Regions from separate parts of the Homo sapiens genome. Here region 2 is linked to region 1. A link is a loop called in an ENCODE intact Hi-C map of the cell type or tissue named here. Cell type or tissue: GM12878. All regions are shown on one strand. Links, peaks and the distances in the headings refer to the core of each region. The heading gives the core; the rest is flanking DNA. Region 1 holds the start of OR4C6 (olfactory receptor family 4 subfamily C member 6). Region 2 has its middle 15 kb from the start of OR5D3.

Region 1 (11,262 bases), core at 1,633-9,632:
TGAACGAGGTAACATCCGGGGTTCGCAATTGATTGAGCATGTGGCCAGAGACTGGGAGGTAGTAATTGAGAATGTCCTTAGGATTGCGACCAGTCCTGTTTTCCAAACTAGACCTAAAGAAAAACACAACTGAGAAAACTTCCTTAGTGTTGCAACAATTCCCAGAACCATAGCTGATAGAGAACATCTTCCTCTTCCAGCACCCATTTTCTCACCCTTGATTTCTTTCACCCTTGGCCAGAACTTCAGTTGGTTTGGGATGTCTGCCTTGTGGGGTGACTGAAAGCTTTATCTATAAGAGTTTGATCCCTAGTTGCCTTGTTCTTATTTACTGTAGTTGCTGCAATTGTCCAGTTACAGTTATCCCTGGTGTGCAAGTGCTAAGAGAGATTCCACTACATTCTCTGCATTCTGGATATAATCATCTCTGTCCTAATCCATTATAACAACACTAGCTACTCATAAAAACCAGAATCAAGTACCCTAGTAAAAATAGTAACTATTTTTTTTTTTGCATGCCGGTCCATTTGTGTAAGGAGCACAAAATAGTGTTCCTGCTGTGTTCCTGGAAAATATCTTCTTCTCTCTAGAAACCGGGACTTCTGTCCTCATGAATCTGAAGACTAAGAAAGTGAGTTTCTGGGAGTGTAAAAAATAGAAAACACTCACTTTCACCCTTTGGATCTCAGAATGATGTATGGCAGGCAAATGGGGACTCCACACCGCATATCAGGCATCGGTTCAGCATTCAATGCATACTCTGAATCCTGAAGACAGCATCCTGTCTCCTCCAGCGCTGACTTCTAGCTAGTCCCTTGATTGAGCTCTTAACAATCCTTTCCCCTCTTCTATGAAGCTAGAAGCTTACGGGTGATGGGCTATATGGTAAGATCAGTGAATTCTGAGATCATGAGAAAATTTTATATCTCCTTTGCCCTAAAAGGTCCTAGGCAATCTTTAAGGGATATTATATCAATGTATCAATCTGTCTGCAAGTTGTCAAATGTTGGTGTAGATGAAGGCACTATGGAGATGGGAGGCAAATCTATGTCTACAGTGTCTATTGTTTCTGATTAGGAGCAATTGCTTTCACTTTCAGGGTGGAAGAAGTTTTGTATAATTAACCCGCTATCAGTCACATAAATATTTTCCCAGAGATAGGCATCACATTGAGTGCTCAGGCATGGATTCTGCTACTGGCATGTTGGACACTCAGAGGGGGCAGACGGCAGATCAGCATTTATGGTAGGGAGCTCGTGTCTCTGAGCCCAAGCATAAAACATCCTTGCCAGTATAGACACTCTGTCCATGTGCTTATTGTGCCATCACTGGAATATCCTTAGGCTGGATCATGTCAGAGCACAGTCCATCCTCATCGTGTAGATAGTTAAAGCCTGTTCTCTTGTACATGCTTTCAAGTTAGTTCCAACTTCAATAGGTCTATTCACATAACTCTTTTCCAGATCGCTTGGTCCAGTCTTCTGACCTTCCAGACACTTGATCAACAAACTAGGCATTTATCACTGCTTCAAGTCAATGTATATTTATTACCCAGGACTCTTCCCCTTCTATACAAAGTTGAAAGCAAGAATATTATTCAGGGTTTTGTCCACTAGCAGAAATTCTCTAGGCTACATACCTTTGAGGCCACCATTTAGGGCTGGGATGTCATTTTAGGTTAATATCAATGTATTGTGGTGACTTGTTTGTGAACCTGAACAGAATCCTTTCCTCCTCTGTCAGATCATCTCAGAGCATTCCCTGTGAGGCCATATGTGTGACTTGAGGAAGAGGCATTGATTTAACAGAGATGAGTCATATGAGAGTCAGAACTATCCATTTGTTCCTGAACCACTCTTTTCTTCTGATCTGCTCAGGCCAAGCTTTTACCAGTTCAGGCTTGTATTTGTTGAATTCAAATTGTTTTATTCCAAGTATTATATTTTATTCTATTTATTTCATATATTAACATAAAACCTTGAAAAAATTTGATTATTCATTTTTTCCCATTCCTTTCTCTAAATTAGTGTCAAGATTATCTTTTTGAAAGCAGCCTTCCCATAGAATATAGGAAAAAAAATTTTTCCTGCTTGTCAGAGGGAATATTTCAAGACATGATAAAAGGTATTAGCATCCTAGACAATATTATTCCCTAAAGTTTCCCTTATTTTGCATATTGAAAACAATTCCAATGTTGTAATAAATTTAACTTTTGGTTTGTCTATTTAGCCTACAAGAACAGTAAGTTAATCTTCCTCATACTCAGTAATTAGATACAAATGAGGATGTGGAGGTGCCTCAAGGACACCAAAGATATGAGGGAGAAAGAGGAAAAAAACAAACGGATGGTGGAGAGGGTGATAGAAAACAGAAAGGCATTGGTTAAAGAAGCTGTGGATCACCAAGAAATACTTCTACTCCCACCAGTGATTTAAAGTTGCCCCTCCCTGCATTGGGGAACAAATTTTTCTAGCTTCTGTAATACACTTATAATTTATTTGCAAGTAGTATGCAGGAAAGGAAGTGTGATGTCTCAAAACAAGAGGTTCTAGTCTGTGGGATATAGACATCTCCCTCCGAGAACCCTCATATTTATAGCAAGTGGCCTGAGAATTAATATGTACACCAGGAACTTAATCTCACTTTTTTCAACTTCATTTCTATTTGTTTTATTAACTCAAGTTAGTAAAATAACACTTAACAAAACACATTTTTATTAATATAATTTTATTCTACCAAATATGTATTGAATGCTTTTTATATACTAGGCTCTGTTTATCATTTTATAAAAGTTTGATCTTTTAATCCACATAAATATTCCATGAAGTAGGTAATAAAACTGAAAGAAAACTGAAACTCACAGAACTTAAGAAGCTTGCCCAGGTTGCACACTTATCTACCCTAAGAAAATGTTGAAAATGACAATTAATGGCCGGCATTAAATAATCAATTGCTATATAAGTAAATTAATAAATAAGACAAATGAAAACACAATGGAAGAGAGCTTGGGTAATAGTTTATAACTAACTTTTCTGTAAAATTACCTATGCGATGGTTAAGGATATAAATAAAATATTCTTTCTGAACTACACTAAAACTAATTATTTAGAAGAATAGCAATGTAAGTGAGGTCGGGTCTTGAGATACATCAAATGCTCCAGTAGAAATCTCTTTCACTGATACGACTTAGCACTTACAATCAACACGTCAAATGAGATGTTGAAAATGTCAGGATGCGCCTATTATACAGTGCAATATTTTTCATAATATGGTATGGAATGTAGTCTCAATAAGGAGAAAACGTGCAATCTTTGGTGGTCATTTGCTGTTTTTATGTACAATATCTAAATACTTTTGCAGATGCATCCTGCCTGCCTCGTAAGAACACTAACGTCAAGTTGTGGAAACTCTCTTGGTGGGCTCTGAACTCTGATTTTCCTCTAAGTAGCCGTAACTTTGACATTTTCAGTATATCTGTGTAATGTTTGGTTTGGGTTAATTTCTTCCCAAGGGTGTTAATATGACTCTCGCTAGCTTGATTATAAAACAAGTCTCCTAGGAGTTAATCTTTGGATTGAAGCATTATTAGCAAACAAATGCAAAGTCAACACATTTTTCTGGACTATTGAGAGAAGGCATTTTCTTTTTCCTAATAGAGTTGCTGAGAGTACAGATACAGGACTCCTGCTTATAATCTTACCAAGAGTGAAAAAAGTCAACACAGAAGGAAGCAGAGCCAACAGATAATTAGAAGGAACCAGTTCTTATAATAAAATTTTAACAACAGAATGTACCTATTTTCAAACAATTTTATCATATTTGTTTTCTGTTATTGCTTTTTACATTTATTTAACTACTATAACAAATACATGTAAATTTACTATCCATACCAAAACTTAAACTGTTACCAAAAATTAAATCCATTTTTAACCTCTTTTCTATGCTGTCCCCTGTCTTACCTGAAAGGTAGCCAATATCCTGATTTTGTTAATGCATAATTCTCTTATTGCTTAAAAATAAAATATATTTGCCTAAGATGGATATGTTTTTTAAAGATTTATCTGGTTTTGAATTTTAAAGAATTTAACATACTATATGTAGAGTTTTAGGCATAGATTTTACTTTTTATTCAGCATTAAGTTATTAAGTTTTGTATTGGTTATTAAGCATAACATTAGACAGTTAACAAAAATGACCCTGAAATGGAAGCCTGTGCACAATTTGTAAGGATTAGGCTCTGAAAATTGGAATGATCATTCTAGTTCTTGATAACCTTACAAGTTGCTGGACATAAAGGAGTCAATGTGAATAGAATCACTTTTTATAGAGTGGAGATGTGTTATGATTTTTTATTCATTTTGTCTTGAGGTCTCTCTCCTGAGAGTGCCCACAGCTCCAGCCCTGCTCAGACCAGGAATTCAAAGGATGTAGACATGGATATTTACAATGTGCCTTTTGTGGATACTTCTTTGTCCTGGAGGAGAGCCCAGTGCCTAAGTGTCTGACTAGGATCGAGAATTTCCTCTCACAGGAAAACTGTACTAGCAGATGTCCTTATGGCTCTTGTCTGACCTGTGCCCAATTTATTCTTACCAGGACTGCCACTTTCTGTGACAGCCCTGACTGGAGAGGGTGGGTGTGGGTGATTGTGTGTCAGATGAAACACAATGAAGAAGTGAAACCAAAATGCATGAAACAGAAGAAAGGTATGACTCACAGGTTTCAGAGAGGTGAAGAGTGCCCACAGGAGTCTGACCAAAGTCCAGAGGCAGCAGGGGGCTCAACAAGGGGAAGCAAGAAAGAGAGGATCTGTGGGTTTATGCCTTTATTAAAGTCCATGGGCATTATCCTTTAGGTTTTCCTGCGGGGGTTGTGAATTGTCTAATTTAAAGAAGACTGGTAAGTAAAGGGAGGACTGATTTGCATAACTCTGACACTGACTATTAGGTTTTATCATAGCCAGCAATTGTGAGTGTGTTGGGTTGTGGGTCAGTAAGTGAGTAACAAACAGGATATGTCACAAACAGCCAGGCCAAAGGTGGCAGAGTATGACTGGGTTTTAGACAATTTACGCTGGGCCTAAAAATAAATGCCAAAGAAGCAACCGCATTAAACAAATTTATCACAAGAAGGAGTGCAAGCTATAAGGCATTACTTCCAAAATGGTAAAATATTACTTAAAAATGTCAGTTATGAAGAAATTGGAAACAATTTAAATAAACAGTTTTGCCTAGATGCATATTTTCTGGTCAAAATGGCAACTTCCTGGGTTCACATATGACTCCTGTGTTGGAAATGGAATCTAGAGATGAGATTTGACTGAGGTTTCTGCCAGTTTGTATGTTCTAGTTACTGTAAGATTGTGGCCATTCTGCAATTCAGGTACAGATCACGGTGCAGAAACATGATTTAATGGTTAATACTGTGATCTAAATTTCTGCTTGTGGAGAAGCATGTGTGTCTGGCCCCAGGGGTGTTCTTGCCCCTGAGAACACCCTATTATTGAAGAAAATAGATGGGAATTCACTGGATTACATATCAGATTCTCCATCAGTGGAGAACTGGCCTCAAGGGATGCAACTAGAATGATGCATTTGTGACCCATCGCAGCTGCTCAAATGGGCAAAACACATTCATACAGCCCTGGTCAGTCACTCAGTGGAGATCATATATTCATGATCTACCTACTCAGAAATGGATCGCAAACTTTCTCCACATTCATCTAAAAGGGCAGTCAACTGGAATTCAAAAAGAAACATGAAATGATTTGGTAAACGCTGTACTTAGATACCTTTTTAGCAATTGTTCTTAATTGGAGACTGTTCTTAGTTATAAACGTCTTGGTAACCCAGGAAAGTTATTTCTTCATTATTAGGCTTACAGATTTTTACTGCTTCTGCTTTAAAACTTTCTTTGAAAACACTTGAAATCCTAGTTCTACGAATCTGACCAAGATTTAATAACTGAATGACTTTTCCCCGATTTATATCTGGAAAGCTTATTTCCACAGTCGGGAACATCAACTTGAAATAAATTCACCTGGTTTTGGACTTGAAGAAGTTATTTCATGTGAATTAATTTTGGGTGTGATAAGATCTTTCGTTATGACTCAGATGACCTTAGAATGTTTTTACAACTCCCCACTTTTAAATGGCTATAAAAACTAAGCTCTAAAATTCGTATTATTTGGTTAAATATTTAGCACATAGATTTTAGTTATTGCGTAGAATTATAGCATACAAATTACCTTAAAATTATTAGTTAAATTAATTTCATTAAGTATATACATTTTTAAAAGTATGTCTCTTATATAGTATGTCAGTAATTCACACTGAATACCTGTTTGCTCTAACTTTAAGCAATATTTATTCCTGAATAAGAAAATTCAAGTTATGAACTAGGGTTTCTACTAAAATTATTACTTAAGATAGAACACATTACTTTACTTGATCTACTTTTGTACCCTTTGAGCAAATTTTTTAAAAATTAAATGAGCCAGACTCTAAGAAATGAAAACTGGTAAATAAAATAATATGTGTTGATTTCCAAAGAATGCTCATAGTATCCAAGCAAAGGAGTACATAACCTATCTGGAAATAGTTACTAGGAGAGTCTACGATGCATTTTTCCCCTAATTTCACTTTCTTTTTTCTCCTCCTCTCTTTCTCCCTCTCACCTCCCCATATCTCCTCTTACTTTTTTTTTTCTCTCTGCCTTTGTGTATGTGTATGTCTATCTCTATAGCTATATATCTGTATCTCTCACTTTCCTTTCATTTCTTTCCTCTTCTCTTCCTCCTTTCTATTTTTGGGCTGAAGGCCCTTTAATTCTTTTGTACTATTAGTCTTCAATCTCTGATTTTTAAAAAAGTGTTGCTTTGCTTAAAATGTATAATATATAACTAATATTGTATCAGATTGGTGGTTTTAATTTAATAATGAGTTCAATTTTTATGTTTCTCTATGTGTCAAAACATAACTACTAAATTTAGTTATAAGTGTATCTACCAACAGGAATGGCTATAGAGATGGTGATGGAACTGGTGATGGTAGTGGTGATGCTGGTGGTTTAGTGGTATTGACAATACACTGACAACTTATTATAAACTCCAATTTCAAAAATTACAACATTATTACCACTTCTATTCTTTAAAATTCTATTAGAGTTAGCTACATTGTCACTAGTCCCTAGTTTTATGAAAAGAGAAAGGAATTGGGAAGTTATTTGCATTAAGAGATTGTTTTGAAGTCCTTCAGTGATAAATCCTAGTGGCTAGTTGAATAGTCACAGAGCTTAATGGTCTATCTAGGTACTGAAGCATTCATTTGGAAAAAAATATTGCATATGTGTGTGTGTGTGTGTGTGTGTGTGTATATATATATATGTATGTATATATGTGTTTATATATATTTATCCAAATAGAATTGAGAAAGAAAGATCAGCCACAGAATCAGGTTTTCTGGAATTTAAATCCTAGCTATATCACTCATTAACTCTATTACTTTGAGGAAGTGACAAACTCACTATGATAAATTCTAATTATTGCTATTAACATTGTTTTTTAAAATGAGCATATTTATAAATCTACTTAGACTAAAATAATTACTGTATTTTATCTAGTAATATATGTTTGCTGAACAAAATTCTGATTTATTTTATTATATACAATGCATATCTATTAGATAGTAAGAATAAAAATAATAAAATTGAAAAATAAGAAATGTAAATAGAAAGGAAAAATGTCTTTACTACATTATTGCTGAGAATGAACATTTTGGGAGCAAAATTTGGCAATGCCTATTCAAGTTTTAAAATGTTCATATTCCTTGATTCTGCAATTATATTGTTAAAAATTATCTTACAGTAATACAATTTATTCAATCTGTGTATATATACATGCATGTATATATGCATATATATATTCAAATTGCATATATACACATGTGTATACATAGATACATATAAACATGTACATATACAAACAATGTGTGTGTGTATATATATATACACACACATGCACACATACCATATACACAAACTTATGAAGATTTTCAATGCAGCATAGCTAAAATAACAGAAAATATAAATAATATAGATCTTCATATAGAGACATGCAGTGCTATCAATAATATTTATTAAAATTAGAGTATATATGTGTATGTATTGGGACCTATTGATGTGTAATTACTAAATTGCATATACAAAATCCTAATTTAATATTTCTAAGTACAAATGCACATATGAAAGAATAAGTCATCCTTAATAAATTGAAAAGTGTTCCAGAAGTCAAAATTAGAACCTGGTGTATGTGACTCACATTCCTTGCTCTGTGTTTTACACTGCACAAAGTCCCTTTGTCCCTCCTCTGGGCCTTTGTACATCTGCTCCACCTGCTGGGAGTAGCCCCTGGTCTTACTTTATCTTAGCCACAGTCTAGCTTTAAGGCTTAAATCATTTCTTTTCTTTCATTTCTTTATGAAAACAGTTCAGTTATTTCTATTCAACAGTTATTTCTATTGTCATTATTTTACCTGCCCTTTATTTAAGAAAATAGGTCACATTTGACAATTTTTTGGATTATCTGTTGTCTACTTAAATTAGTAGGAAAAGTGAGGGAACTATGAAGAATTAATTATAATTGCCTCTGTCTTTCCTAGAACAGCTCTTTAAAAAAGAATTCCTTACTACCTACCGTGCAAGAACATGCCATGAAGGTGGCTGATGGTGTGATTCAAGATTGAACTGGAAGTTCAAGGTACAGTTTAATTATTGATGTAGGCTGAATTGTCTAGGAATACACAGGGTAAAAGATGACAGTTAGAAAATGTCATCATTGAGCTTATTGGATAGGGAAATAGCAACCAGACTCTAGAAGAGATTTACTTTCACACATGGAGGATGGGCTGGCACCAGCATTATCTATGTCCCACTGCTCACTGCAGTTTCCTTCCAATTGATAAATGATATTGATGTCCACTGCAACTTTACTATTCCCAGGAACTCTGAGATATGTGGAAGAAGTAGCAATTCTTAAGCATTTGCTTATGGAAATAAGAGAAACATGTAATAAACATAAAGTAATGATATATAGAAAACACATCTTGTGAGTGGGTGGAGAAATATTCAGACTGGTGAAAGTGGCGGTAGGCAGTGGGGAGAATTGGTTGACTGAGGGCATAGACAGAGGCACTAGGCAAGCCTGGACTTTACAGACATGTGACATGATCAGGAAAACCAACACGAATACTGCACTCCCACCCTTTATGGGTATTACCTCCATTAGCCTTCACAGCAGTTTTGTGAGCCATCAGGTGAAAATACTGGGGCGCTGTGAGGCAAAGGAGTTGGTAGCCTGGGCATCGGAGTTAGTCACATGCCTGCAAGAAACTGTGAGGCAGCTATGCAATTTCTCTAAGCCTCAGTTGCTGCTTCAGAAAATCCAGTCATAATACTTATTTCATATGGCCGTTCATGATAATCAAATGAGAAAAAGATGTTTAGTCATTGCCCATAATCAGTAAGTAATACAAACATGGTAGCTATGGCTTCTCTTTCACTAATTGTGCTGTTGCAGAAATTGAGGACTGGGGAGGTTGAGATTACAAAGCCAGTATGTAGCCTGGCTAGGACTTAGAGGTAGGTTTGCTGTGTCTGAATTCAGGAACATACCCTTTGAACAGAAGATTAAGTATGGAAAAAAATAACAGGGTATGAGTCTGGCAGGAAGTAAGTGGGACTGATGGTGGAATAAATACAGTGAAGCACATGAGAAATGAAGTCCAAACAGTAAGAGAAAAGGGGCTGGTGATGAGACCTGAATGTCAGTTGGAAAAGTTCAATTCTGTTCCGTATCAACACAGGGTCATACTAGGTCCCAAACTTAAGGACAGACAGGGCATATATATTCTAGAATAGCGGCTTTCATTTTTCTGAACATGAAATGAACAACCCCTCTAAGGAAATCCTACCCAGAGACATAAACAATTAATGCAAATAACAACTGAGTGTTTGTGTTTGAAGAGGACAGAGCCAGTCCTGCTGATACTCATCTAGGAAACCATCCTTATACTGCAGATGAGAAAACCAGGTTTCGGAGATGCCAGCAGCATGCTCAAATACAGATTAAGTTAGTGATGCAAAGTGGAATAAAATCTACTTGTCATTTATTGACTCCCAAGCCAGCGTTCCTTTAACTTCACAAGGATTGTTGCAAGAAAGTACTCAGTCCTGGGGCTAGGGAGGAGAGGATGAGATTAAGTAATATATGGCACTTCCACAGTTTCCTGTGGTTGTTCTGCATTCAGTGTAAGGGATGGGGGTGGAGTGGGCTACTGAAAAGCAGGAGTGACTTCTTAGCATTAACAGAGGGGCATAATCCAAATATCAATGTGAAGCTTTGCTTTTTGCAAAATTTCTTAGATGTGGCATCCAGGTCTGCTTTATAGTCCCTAGTAATATGAGGCATTCTTTACTGCAGGTTTTTCTCTTGGTTGCAGTAGTAACTTCCCTGAAATACAATCTATTCTTCTCTTCTCATGTGGTGGGATATACTAGGTATGAATCGAAGCCGTGTGAGCAAAATGCCAGCTCCACCACAAAATAGTTATATAATCTCGTGCAAGATATTTAACTCCTAAGGGCTTTGGTCTCTCTTTACGATGGGAGTAGTATAGGTACCTACCTCATGTGGTATCATGAGGTTTAAATGAAATAATATGGCTAACATATCTGGCATAGTGCCCAGCAGCATTGTTAGCCTAAAAGCTAATTGCTTAGTTGTTGTCATTATGCTCTGAAATCCTTTGTTCCATTTAGGAAACAGAGGAAACTGAAAGGAATGACTCAGGCTAATTCAAGGTTCAAGTCAGTTGTATTGGGGATCTGGAGTTTTGCTGAACCATGATGGTTTATAATCTTCATTACTGAACAATGAAGTCAGGGATTATATAGTAACTACTTTTAGGTATATGATGATCATTTAAAATTTAGAAGAAAAGCACACAATTGGAAAAGAATCAATATTTTTTTAAAAAGCACAAGAATAACCTACTTCATCACATTATTTTTAAGATAAGCAGGATAATAATTGTAATATACTTAGCATAGTGATTGGTGAATGATAAATCTCACAGCATAATTACTAGAGAAGCTGTATTGATATTTGAGGGTACTGATTCCGGCATCAGAATATAAGGTCCAAATTCTAGCTTCACTACTGAAGAGCTATGTGACCTTGCTTAAGGTTCCTAAACTGTATGAGAG
Region 2 (11,262 bases), core at 1,342-9,341, 49 kb after region 1:
TCTGAATAGGTTGACTGGTCAAGCCTTTCTCAGACAAAGCCACTCTTCAAAGACTGAAATAAATCTCTACTTCCTCAAATGCACAGACAACAATGCATGGTCACAAGTATCAAGAACAACCAGGGAAACATGACATTACAATAAATAAATACATAACTAACTAACTAAATAAATAAATAAATAACAAATACAAATGCTAGTAGCTAACTCTAAAATAATGGAGATGTCTGAACTGCCTGAGAAATAATTTGATATAATTTTAACAAGATGGGTGAACTTCTAGAAAATACTGAGAAATAATTCAACAAAATCAAGAAAACAATACATGACCAAACAAGAAATTTAACGGATTGAATTTGAAAAAAAGAACAAACAAATTATGGAGCTGAAAAATAAAATGAACAAAAGAAAAAATGCAAAAGAAAAACATTAACAAAAGGATTGATCAAACAGAGAATCTGTGAACTTGAAGGCAGGTTATTTGAAAATATACAGTCAGTTAAAAATAAAGGGAAAAATGAAAAGGAATGGAAAAAGCTTACAGGACATATGGGACATCATCAAAAAAGCAAATTTGTAACTTGTAGGAGTTGGAGGGAAAGAGAGAGAAAGACATAAAACTCATTTAAAAAATAATAGCAGAATATATTCCAAATGTAGGGAAAGCTATAAATATTCAAGTACAGGAAAGGGAAAAGTCTCCAATTAGATGCAATCCAAACAAGATGATGCAAAGATATAATTAATATGTCTAAAATCAAAGACTGAAAATCCCATATTAGAAAGAATTTAGTAAGACCAGCAACAAATTTCTCAGCAGAAACCTCACAGGTCTGAAGATAGTGGGATGATAGATTTAAGTGCTGAAGGAAACACACAGACACACAGACACACAGACACACACACACACACACACACACACACACACACACACACACACACCCCAAACTACCGACCCAGAATAACTTACCCAACAAAGCTATCCCTTCAGAAATGAAGGAGAGAGAAGCTGAGGGACTTCACCATGACCAGATTAGTTTACAACAAATGCTAAAGAGAGTTCTTCAACTGAAAGAAAAAAGCACTAACTAGTAACATGAAAACATATGAAAGTATAAAACTCACTATTTAAAGTAAGTATATAGCCAAATTTAGAATACACCTGGACTATAACGATGATGTGTAAATCACTGATATCTTTAGTTAGGTTTAATGACAAAAGTATTAAAATAATAGTTATGATAATTTGTTTAGGGACATATAATAGACAATGATGTAAATCATGACACCAAAAACAAAAAATGTGAAGTGTAAATTGAATAAAAAGACTCACTTCATGTGAGTGATGTTATGTTTTTATCAGCTTAAGATACCCTATTATAACTATAAGATGTTTTATGCAAACCTCATCATAACCACAATGCAAAAACCTGTAGTAGATACATAGAAGATGAAAAAGAAAAAAATCAAACTATACAACTAGGGAGAAATCACCTAATCACAAAGGAAGACAATAAGAGAGGAAAAAGGAACCAAGGATCTACAATACAACCAGAAACTATTTTTAAAATGGCAGTAGGTAAGTTGTTATCTACCAACAAATACCTCAAATATAAATAGATTAGATTATCCAGTCAAAAGACATGACATAGAGTGTCTGAATGGATGAAAAAGAAAGAAAAAGAAAAAAAAAAAAAACAAAACAAGACCCATCTAAAAGAAAAATACCAAGACCCATCTATCTTCTGCCTATAAGAGACACACTTCACCTATAAGGAAACATATACATTTTAAAATATGGGCCCTTTCACTGTGTATATTCCTATTGTGTTGCTTTTTTATTTTTCCTAAGACTCCAATTATGTAAGTATTGAATCTTCTTTGACTGTTGACATTTCACTTATTTTTTGTCTACCCTTTTCCTTTCTTTCCTTATTTTTCATTTTCTTGATTGTTTTCCTAATTATTTTTGGTATACTTTATTAAATTTATATTTGTGTTTAGTCTCCCTTTTCTACTTTGTAACTGTGTCCTGATTTCTCAAATGGACTATTTCTTCAATTTGTTTATTAAGTCTGCCCAACATTGTTTAGGTATAAGCCCTTTTTGTCTATTTATATTTTATTCAAAATGTTTAATTCAAGATATTTTTAATACTTAAAAATGCTTGTTAAATTATATTTAATTTAATCTGAAGTGTTATGGTATAATTTCCTTCTGCCCGTTTTTGTATCATTATATTCTCATTGGTTGGAATATTTTGATCTTATTTGCTGACTCCCTTCCCACCCTTGTAGTTCATTGCATGGATAGAGACATTTTTGTGTGCTATTATAGTGTGTATGTGTCCCTGTGTGAGTTCCTGTGTATGTAGAAAGATAGGTATATATGTAGTTTGATTGATTGATTTATACATAGATGTCTATATATAGGTAGATAAATGCAGTCAGCCATACTGTCTATGAGTTCCACATCTGTGTATTTAATTAGCTGTAGATCAAAAATATTCAAGAATAAAATTGCCTCTGCACTGAACATGTATAGATGTTTTTTTCTCAGCATTCTTTTCTTTTTTTAAAATTTTTATTATACTTTAAATTTTAGGATACATGTGCACAACGTGCAGGTTTGTTACATATGGATACGTGTGCCATGTTGGTGTGCTGCACCCATTAACTGGTCATTTAGCATTAGGTATATCTCCTAATGCTATCTCTCCCCCCCTCCTCCCACCCCACAACAGGCCCTGGTGTGTGATGTTCCCCTTCCTGTGTCCATGTGTTCTCATTGTTCAATTCCCACCTATGAGTGAGAACATGCGGTGTTTGGTTTCTTGTCCTTGAGATAGTTTGCTGAGAATGATGGTTTCCAGCTTCATCCATGTCCCTACAAAGGACATGAACTCATCATTTTTTATGGCTGCATAGTATTCCATGGTGTATATGTGCCACATTTTCTTAATCCAGTCTATCATTGTTGGACATTTGGGTTCATTCCAAGTCTTTGCTATTGTGAATAGTGCCACAATAAACATACGTGTGCATGTGTCTTTATAGCAGCATGATTTATAATCCTTTGGGTATATACCCAGTAATGGGATGGCTGGGTTGAATGGTATTTCTAGTTCTAGATCCCTGAGGAATCGCCACACGTGTGCTGGAGAGGATGTGGAGAAATAGGAACACTTTTACACTGTTGGTGGGACTGTAAACTAGTTCAACCATTGTGGAAGTCGGTGTGGCGATTTCTCAGCATTATTTTCTAAACAATACAGTAGAATAACTATTTAGATAGTATTAGATGTTATAAGTAATCTAGAGATAATTTATAGCATAGCCAAAGATATGCATAGGTTATATGCAAATACTATGCTATTTTATATCAGAAACTTGAGCATCTGCAGATTTTCATAACCCTGGAGGTCATGAAACCAATCCCCCATGAATACCGAGGGACAACTCTACATATACACACACATATAGCTGTGTATATCTCTATATCTAAATACATAAAAATACACAAAAATATTTATAAAATATTACCTCCAACAAACTTTGTTGTAGTGAGTGTGTGTGTGTGTGTTTTGTTTTAGGAGAATACTCAATTTACTTGCATTACTTCCTCTTTCTTAACCATTACAACTCTACAGGGCAATGTCTTTATTCTACTCTCCTCCTTTTCCCTGGAAATAACTTTTCTAGGTTTTTCACAACAAGTTTTATACAATAGCTCGGCTTTTTTTCCCTAGGTAATGCTGTTTTCTATCAGGCCTTGACTCGGTTTTTAATTTTTGTTATGACAGTAGAATTTTCTTATTGATTTTATCCATTTGATCCCACTAGTAGGATTTCTATTTCCCTTTTCTCTTTTCTAAGCTGTCTCTTCAGACTTCACTCTACCCACATGGAATTATGACATTTTCAAATTCAGTTCTTTTCTTCTGAAAAATATTTCTCTACCTATAGTCAACTTTCACTTCATAGGGTCATCTGTCTTAAAGTGATGCACAAATGTGTGATTCATTTATTTACTTTCTTTGATCTGAATGGTTTTTGGGAGGATAGATACAAAGAGTAACTTTTAAGTGCTGTTATTAGCTTAAAGCCTTTTTCTATGTCTTTTCTATGGAATTTCTTATTTATCTTCATTTCATTGATATAGATATACACTACCATAAAATGTATTCTGGTAATTGTCCTATGTATACCTTCTATAATAATTTTGCTGTTGTGGTCTGGATCATCCCTGTATTATTTTTAATGGCAAGGTTTTACATTCTTAAATGAAATGTCTTATTGTTTAGTAAAATATTGTTATTAATTATTGCTTTTCTCCTGTCTTCATGGAATTCTATTTGCATATTTTTCAACTTTTGTTGACTTTATAGTTTTTAATATGTTAAAATATAGTCATGTTTTATGACTGCTCATGTGTATGTGAAAACTGTATTCTTATTACTGGTATCACTCTGCCCTCTAGTGGGTATTCTGTTTTTGCCACTTGCAACAGAAAAATTTATTCCCTCAGCTACTATTCAGGAGGTGGATTTTGTACTACTAGACTATATGAAAACAAATTCTACCAATTACAATTGGCTAAGAATTATACAACAATTAGACAATAATTGACTTGTAATATTGATGAAAAGTAAAATATTTTGTTCTCATTATGTCAAACTAGGATAAAATTTAAAAAAATTTCTTCATGCAAGAAAGAATATTGGACTAAGATTTATTTGTCAACCTCTTATATAATTTGGTAGGTTTCCTTGGAAAATCATTGAAATATTCAAGTTTTGGTTAACCATTTGTAATATTTTTGAAAACCTTACAAACACATTTGGAAATTCTTTGAGAATTAAATGGTGTAAAAGTTTGATTTGTAAACATATACTTTTGCAAAATGTAAAGGAAAATGCAAAATGCAAACAGTATGTGACATATAGGTATACTTAATGCACGTTGTGCACATGTACCCTAAAACTTAAAGTATAATAATAATAAAATTTAAAAAAATGTGTATGCGGTTTATGCATAATATATGTATATGTTTCTGTATTGCTTGATTCTTCTCTGTATGTATATATGTCTGTCCTGTATCAGCGAGCTATCTATCTACCTATCCATCATCCGTCACCCATCTGTATTTAAATTAGTGCTTCCCTTAAGCCTTCTGTTTCAAACATCAGGCATAAAGAGGATTTTGTTGCTCAGAGGCAATAGCTCTGCATTTATTTCTCCCCAAGTCCCTGGTAAGCACTAATTTTTTTGTCTCTGTAATTTGATGTTTCTAGGTACCTCTTATACATAGTATATTACAATATTTGCCTTTTGTGTCTGTCTTATTTCACTTAACTTAATGTTTTCATGGTTCATGCATGTTGAATTATCTCTCCATGGAGAGCTCTACTTTGAGCTACTGTGAATAATACTGTGAATAATACTGGGAAGAACATTGGTACACAAAAAATATGTTTGAATCTCTGCTCTCAATTATTTGAGTATCTATTGGAAGTGTAATTGCTGGGTCATGTGTATTTTCACGTCTAATTATTGGAGGAACTACCATAGGTTTTTGTAGAGCAGCTTCACCATTTTACATTCTCACCAGTAATATTCAAGGAGTCCAATTCATTCCATCTCCCCTGAATCCTGTTATTTTCCAACTTTTCCTTCTTTTTCTTTGTTTGTTTTTTCTTTTTCATAATTGCCATCCTAAAGGGTGTGAGGTGGTAGCTGTTTTGTTTACTTATTTGTTTGTGTGTGTGTGTGTTATTATTGTCATAAGACCAAATACATGAGCTCAAACGTTCAACAGAATTTTAATTTTATGCAGTATGGTTTTAAAAAAAAAAACTAAAAGCACAATGTTGTACAGCAGAACTCTAGAACTCTAGAATCTGTTCGTCTTAAATAAAGGAGCTGCTGTTCATTGTGGTTTTGATTTGCATATCCCCAATTAGTAGTGCTGGACATGTTTCCACATGCTTATTGGCATGTGTGTAGCTTCTTTGAAGACATGTGTATTCAAGTTCTTTGCCTGTTTTTGAATTGGGCTGTTTTTGTTTTGTAGATTTATAGGAGTTTTTAAAATATATATATTCTGTACATTAATCACTTAGAAATATGATTTCAAAAGATTTTATCCTATATTTTGGGCTGCCATTTTACTCTGTTAGGAGTGTTCTTTGAAGTTTTTAGTTTTTAATTTTGATGAAGTCCATTATATATATATGTATGTATGTATATACATATATTATATACATATATACACATTATATATACATGTGTATATATACATATATATGTATACGTACATGTATACATACATGTACGTATACATGTACATATACATGTACATACATATATTATATACATATATATGTATGTAAATACTTTTGGTGTCATATACAATAAATAATTAACAAAGTCAGTGTCATGAAGTTTTTTTTCTAGGTCTTCCCCTGGCAAGGTTTGCATCTGTATCCCCACAAAATCTCATGTAACACCCCAGTGTTGGAGGTGGGACCTGGTGGTAGGTGATTGAATCGTGGGGGCGGTTTCTCATGAATGGTTTAGCACCATCCTCTTGGTGCTGTTCTTGTGACATTGAGTGAGTGAGGTCTCATGAGATCTGGTTATCTAAAAGTGTGTAGCACCCCCCTGCCACCCCATCTCTTCCTCTTGCTTCAGCCACGTAAGATGTGCCTGCTTCCCCTTCACCTTTCACCATAATTGTAAGTTTCCTGAGGCCTCCTCAGAAGCCAAGAAGATGCCATCATCATGCTTCCTGTACAGCTTGCAGAACCATGAGCCAACTGAACCACTTTTCTTTATAAATTACCCAGTCTCAGGTATTTCTTTACAGCAGTGTGAGAACTGACTCATGTATATCCTAAGAGTTGTATAGTTTTGGCTCTTACCTTTAGGTCTTTAATCCATTTTAAGTTAATTTTTTGTTCATTGTGTAAGATAAGGGTTCAAATTTCTCTGGCAGGAGGCTAGTTTTCTCAATACCATCTGTTAAAAAGACTGAACTCTTCCTATTGAATAATCTTGGCACTGATGTGTAATACATTTGACCATATATATGTACGTTTACTTCTGGGTTGTCTATTCTATTCTATTAGTCTATATAACTTTCTTTATAACAGTACTTTACTGCTTTGATTACTATAGTTCTGTGGTAAGTATGAAATCAGAAAGTGTGAAACCTCAAACTTTGTTTTCCTTTTTCAAGATTGTTTTGGCCTTTTAGGGTCTCATGTAATTCTGTCTAGATTTTAGAATGGATTTTTCTATTAAAAATGTCATTAGGATTTTGATAGAGTTTTCACTGTATTTGTAATTGCTATGGGGAGTATTGGCATCTTAAAATATAAAGCCTTCAAATCTATGAACATGAGATGACTTTTCCTTTATTTATGTCCTCTTTAATTTCTGTCAGCAACATTTTATGCTTTCCAGTGTATTATTCTTTTGTCTGTTTGGCTAAGTTTATTCCTGAGTATTTCATTGTTTTTGAAGCAAATGCAAATAACTTGTTTTCTTAATTTTTTGGGGTGGGGCTTGTTTTTTGCAAGTATAGAAATGCAACAGATTTTTGTACGTTTAATTTGTATCCTGCAATTTTTCTGGATTTGTTTATTAGTTCTAGGAGTTATATTTGGGTAAGGGTGTTTGGAATCTTTAGGATTTTCTATATATAAGATATGTCGGCTGGGTATGGTGGCTCACGCCTGTAATCCCAGCACTTTGGGAGGCTGAGGCGGGTGGATCACCTGAAGTCAGGAGTTCAAGACCAGCCTGGTCAACATGGTGAAGCCCTGTCTCTACTAAAAATACAAAAAGTGAACCGGCCATGGTGGTGGGCACCTGTAATCCCAGCTATTCAGAAGGCTGAGGCAGGAGAATCACTTGAACATGGGAGGCAGAGGTTGCATTGAGCCAAGGTTGTGCCATTGCACTCCAGCCTGGGCAACAAGAGTGAAACTCTGTAAAAAATAAAAATAAAAAAAATGAAAAAAAGTCATCTGCTAAAATTCTGATTTTCTTCTGTCAAATTTGGATGATTTTAAAAAACTTTTCTTGCCTAATTGCTCTGGCTAGAACCTTTAAAACGATTTTGAATGAAAGTGGTGAAAGAAAACATCCTTGTCTTATTCTTGAACTTTGAGGAAAATCTTTCAGTCTTTCCACCTTTGAGTATTAATTAGCATAGGTTTTTCATATATCGCTGGCCTTAATATACTGAAGATGTTTTCTCTATTCTTAGTTTTTTTAGTGGTTTTATTATGAAAGAGTGTGCACTTTTGTCAAATCGCTTTTCTGCACTAATTGAGAAGATCAGGTATTTTTTCATTTACACTGTTAATGTGGTGTATTATACTGATTAATTTTAATGTGGTAAATTGTACTATACTTGCATTCCAGGAATAAATTCCACTTGCCATGTGTTTAATTTTAATGTCTTTTTACATGCTGTTGAGTACAGTTTGTAGTATTCTCTTGAGGAATTTTTGCATCTCTATTTGTAATGAAATTAACAATGAATTTCGAGAATCACTGAACTACATATCTAATAAATTAAAAAATAATGCATATCACATTTACTTAAAGAAAAGTCGAACAGGTATTTATATAAGTTGAATAAACATTTGCTACCTAAAATGAAGCTCACAGTGCAATGTTATATAAAAAGGATAATATAAAATATAGCTATGATATTTATTATATAAGCTTTGTATCAGATACACACTAATACATACATACACACATGGGAGTGAGAAAACTTGAAATAAAGAAACAATTGAGAGTATTTATCTCTGGATTGTTGCCCAATGGCTGTTTTTTTTTCTTTTGTACATTTTTGTATTTTCAGGTATTTTAAATTAAAATATATTGTGTGGTTCAACATATTTAAGTTTATGATGAAATTATTCACCAGTTATTACAAGAAATTACATGCAACCAGGATATCACATGGGGCATTGTTTTATGTAATTGCTTTATTTGTGGCCTCTTAGGCAATACTTCAATTATATTCTCTAGGGTTAACATCCCTAAGGCCTTTGTGGCATATATATTTGTGACACAGTTTGGTGTCAGGATTCAGTCTTTTGGTAACATTTTTCTCTCTGTTATCACTGAGTTTATTTGAAAAAATCAGGGGAAAAAAGTCATTTTCTTGAAACATTTATTGAAATATATTACAAACTCCTGCCTGCCACTTTTATTGTGATTTGCTTTTTTTTTTTTTTTTTTCAGTTCTCCACAAGAACTTTCCTGGAGTCCGTTAATCTTTGCAAAAGAAGCGTTAGTAAATGAATGAATAAGTCAATTTATTCTGTACTTAAGTGAGTTATTCAATTCTTACTTTATATAACTTTAGAAGGAAAAGAGTGTGTTCCAACAATCTTTGCAGGAGGCAAACCCATATGTAAATCTAACTGCCGTTCCGTTAACTAGGAATATTATCTTTCACCATATTTATTATTATTAATTTGCCTGTATTCTTTTTATCACAATATTCTTCTTCTTTTTATGGGCACAAACTTTAGTTTTAATAAGTAATAAGAATTGTATGCTATGTTGTATAATTTGCAATTACATGCATTATGCCTCGGAATAATTCTTAGAAAAACAGTTTTGAGGTCAAGGCCAATATTTTATAATTTTACAGTTTCTAAAATGCCTATTACAGTGCTGAGTGCATAGCAAATGCACAATCGGATAGCCATGCTGGGTGTCACTACAAAAGAGGGAAAGCCTGTGCACGGCACCTTGAGCCCTCATTCAGCTCAAAAAGGGTGACACTTCCTGGGGCTAAATGGGAGATTGTGAACTTTGGCCCCAAGTCTTTCAGTCAAGAAATAAGAGTGTAGGAAGTGGGTTCAAAAGTGCCACACATAGAAAAGATGTTTGGGTAACAATAAGTCGAATATATATTATAAAATACATATCTTTGATGGAAATGATTTTCTTTTCAGGCCCAGTCTGCTCAGAGTTTGTTAGAACATCCTTAGGAAAGAATACAGATATTGGAAAATGCTTGAAAAAGTATGTTCAGTTAGGAAATTTGCACTCAATGAGTTTTGTGTCAAACTAAAACATAAGTTTAGAAAATAACAACAAATGTAGACGGTCAAATCACAGGTGTCAAATGAAGTGAATTTAAAGGAGCAATTAAAGAAAGAAACTGCATGGATATGTAAGTTGTACATAAAATACTTTTATATGTAACCCTAACCCTAACCTATATAAAACCTATATAATTTTCTCTATATATAATCATATATATATATATATATATATATATATATATACACTGCATGCACTTATGTTTTCTGCAAAATATAAGTGCGTGCAGTATATTCTCTTGGAGACTAAACATTGTAACAACTCAGTGTAAACTATAGAGTGCTTAATTTCACCTAATGATAAAGCATAGAATTTTTACAGAATGCTGTGTGGAATGGTGTTCTTTCTATGCCTACTGCTATTTTAGCTTTCGGTAAGCAGTCATGACATGGTTCTGGATTAAACTGGCACAAAACAGTAATTGAGTTATTTTGAATGAACTCAGAACATTTTTTAAAAATCCAATACCTCATTTTCCCTTCTAACTCTCCTTGTTTTATTCTAATTCAAGATGCTTAGGTCCCATGGGGTTTCACTATAGCTACTTGTTCTGTAGGACTCCAGGTGTGCCTCAGTGCATTGTGAGTTTACAATGTGGTCCTGATTTAATAGGCAAGTCCAGCTTCTTTAGTATTATTATAAACTTTTACCCCAATACATGTATAATATGTGGCTAGATTTATTCACTCACATATACATTCATTTATTCAATCAAGATTGTTGAGAATCTACTATGTCCTAGCCTTCCATATTTGCCCTCATTAATATTATTTTATTGTAGAACAACAATTTGTTGAAATGGCAAAGAAGAAAACATGAGTAAAATATATATTATATTACAGATGTTGCATAATATTGATATTTTTCAGGGCTTATAGTTACTGATAATGACATAACTACTATGACCATGATGAATGAGTCAAGTTGAGATAAAATTATTGGAAAAGATGAAGAAACTAAAAGTATAGGATATAAGAAAGATTATCTGTGTCTCTATTGTAAGCAATTCAATGCAAACAAAACAAAACAAAAATGTCCTAACCAAATAAAAACCATTGTAATTCTTCAGGAAGTGATGTCTCATCTTTGAAGATTTGGAGAACTGAATTTTGACCACCTGAGA

Evidence for each region. Peaks named below come from ENCODE experiments on the same cell type or tissue, not always from the same donor. Only the 100,000 strongest peaks of a DNase experiment are listed, where the experiment ranks them.
Region 2: it touches region 1 in a loop (4-fold over the local background); 2 of 110 quality-filtered maps call a loop at or near these places.

Annotation. Positions count from the first base shown.
Region 1 is chr11:55,653,494-55,664,755 of GRCh38, forward strand. It overlaps OR4C6 (olfactory receptor family 4 subfamily C member 6), which reads left to right and starts at 8,708. Exons shown (of 2, transcript NM_001004704.2): 1 at 8,708-8,755. In GM12878, for the core only: no CTCF peak of the experiment used is centred there; a DNase peak (open chromatin) is centred at 4,718.
Region 2 is chr11:55,702,749-55,714,010 of GRCh38, forward strand. No RefSeq gene overlaps it. Among named protein-coding and RNA genes, the nearest start is that of OR5D3, 15 kb to the right of the region's middle. In GM12878, for the core only: a CTCF peak has its summit at 4,490 (motif pointing left); a DNase peak (open chromatin) is centred at 4,453.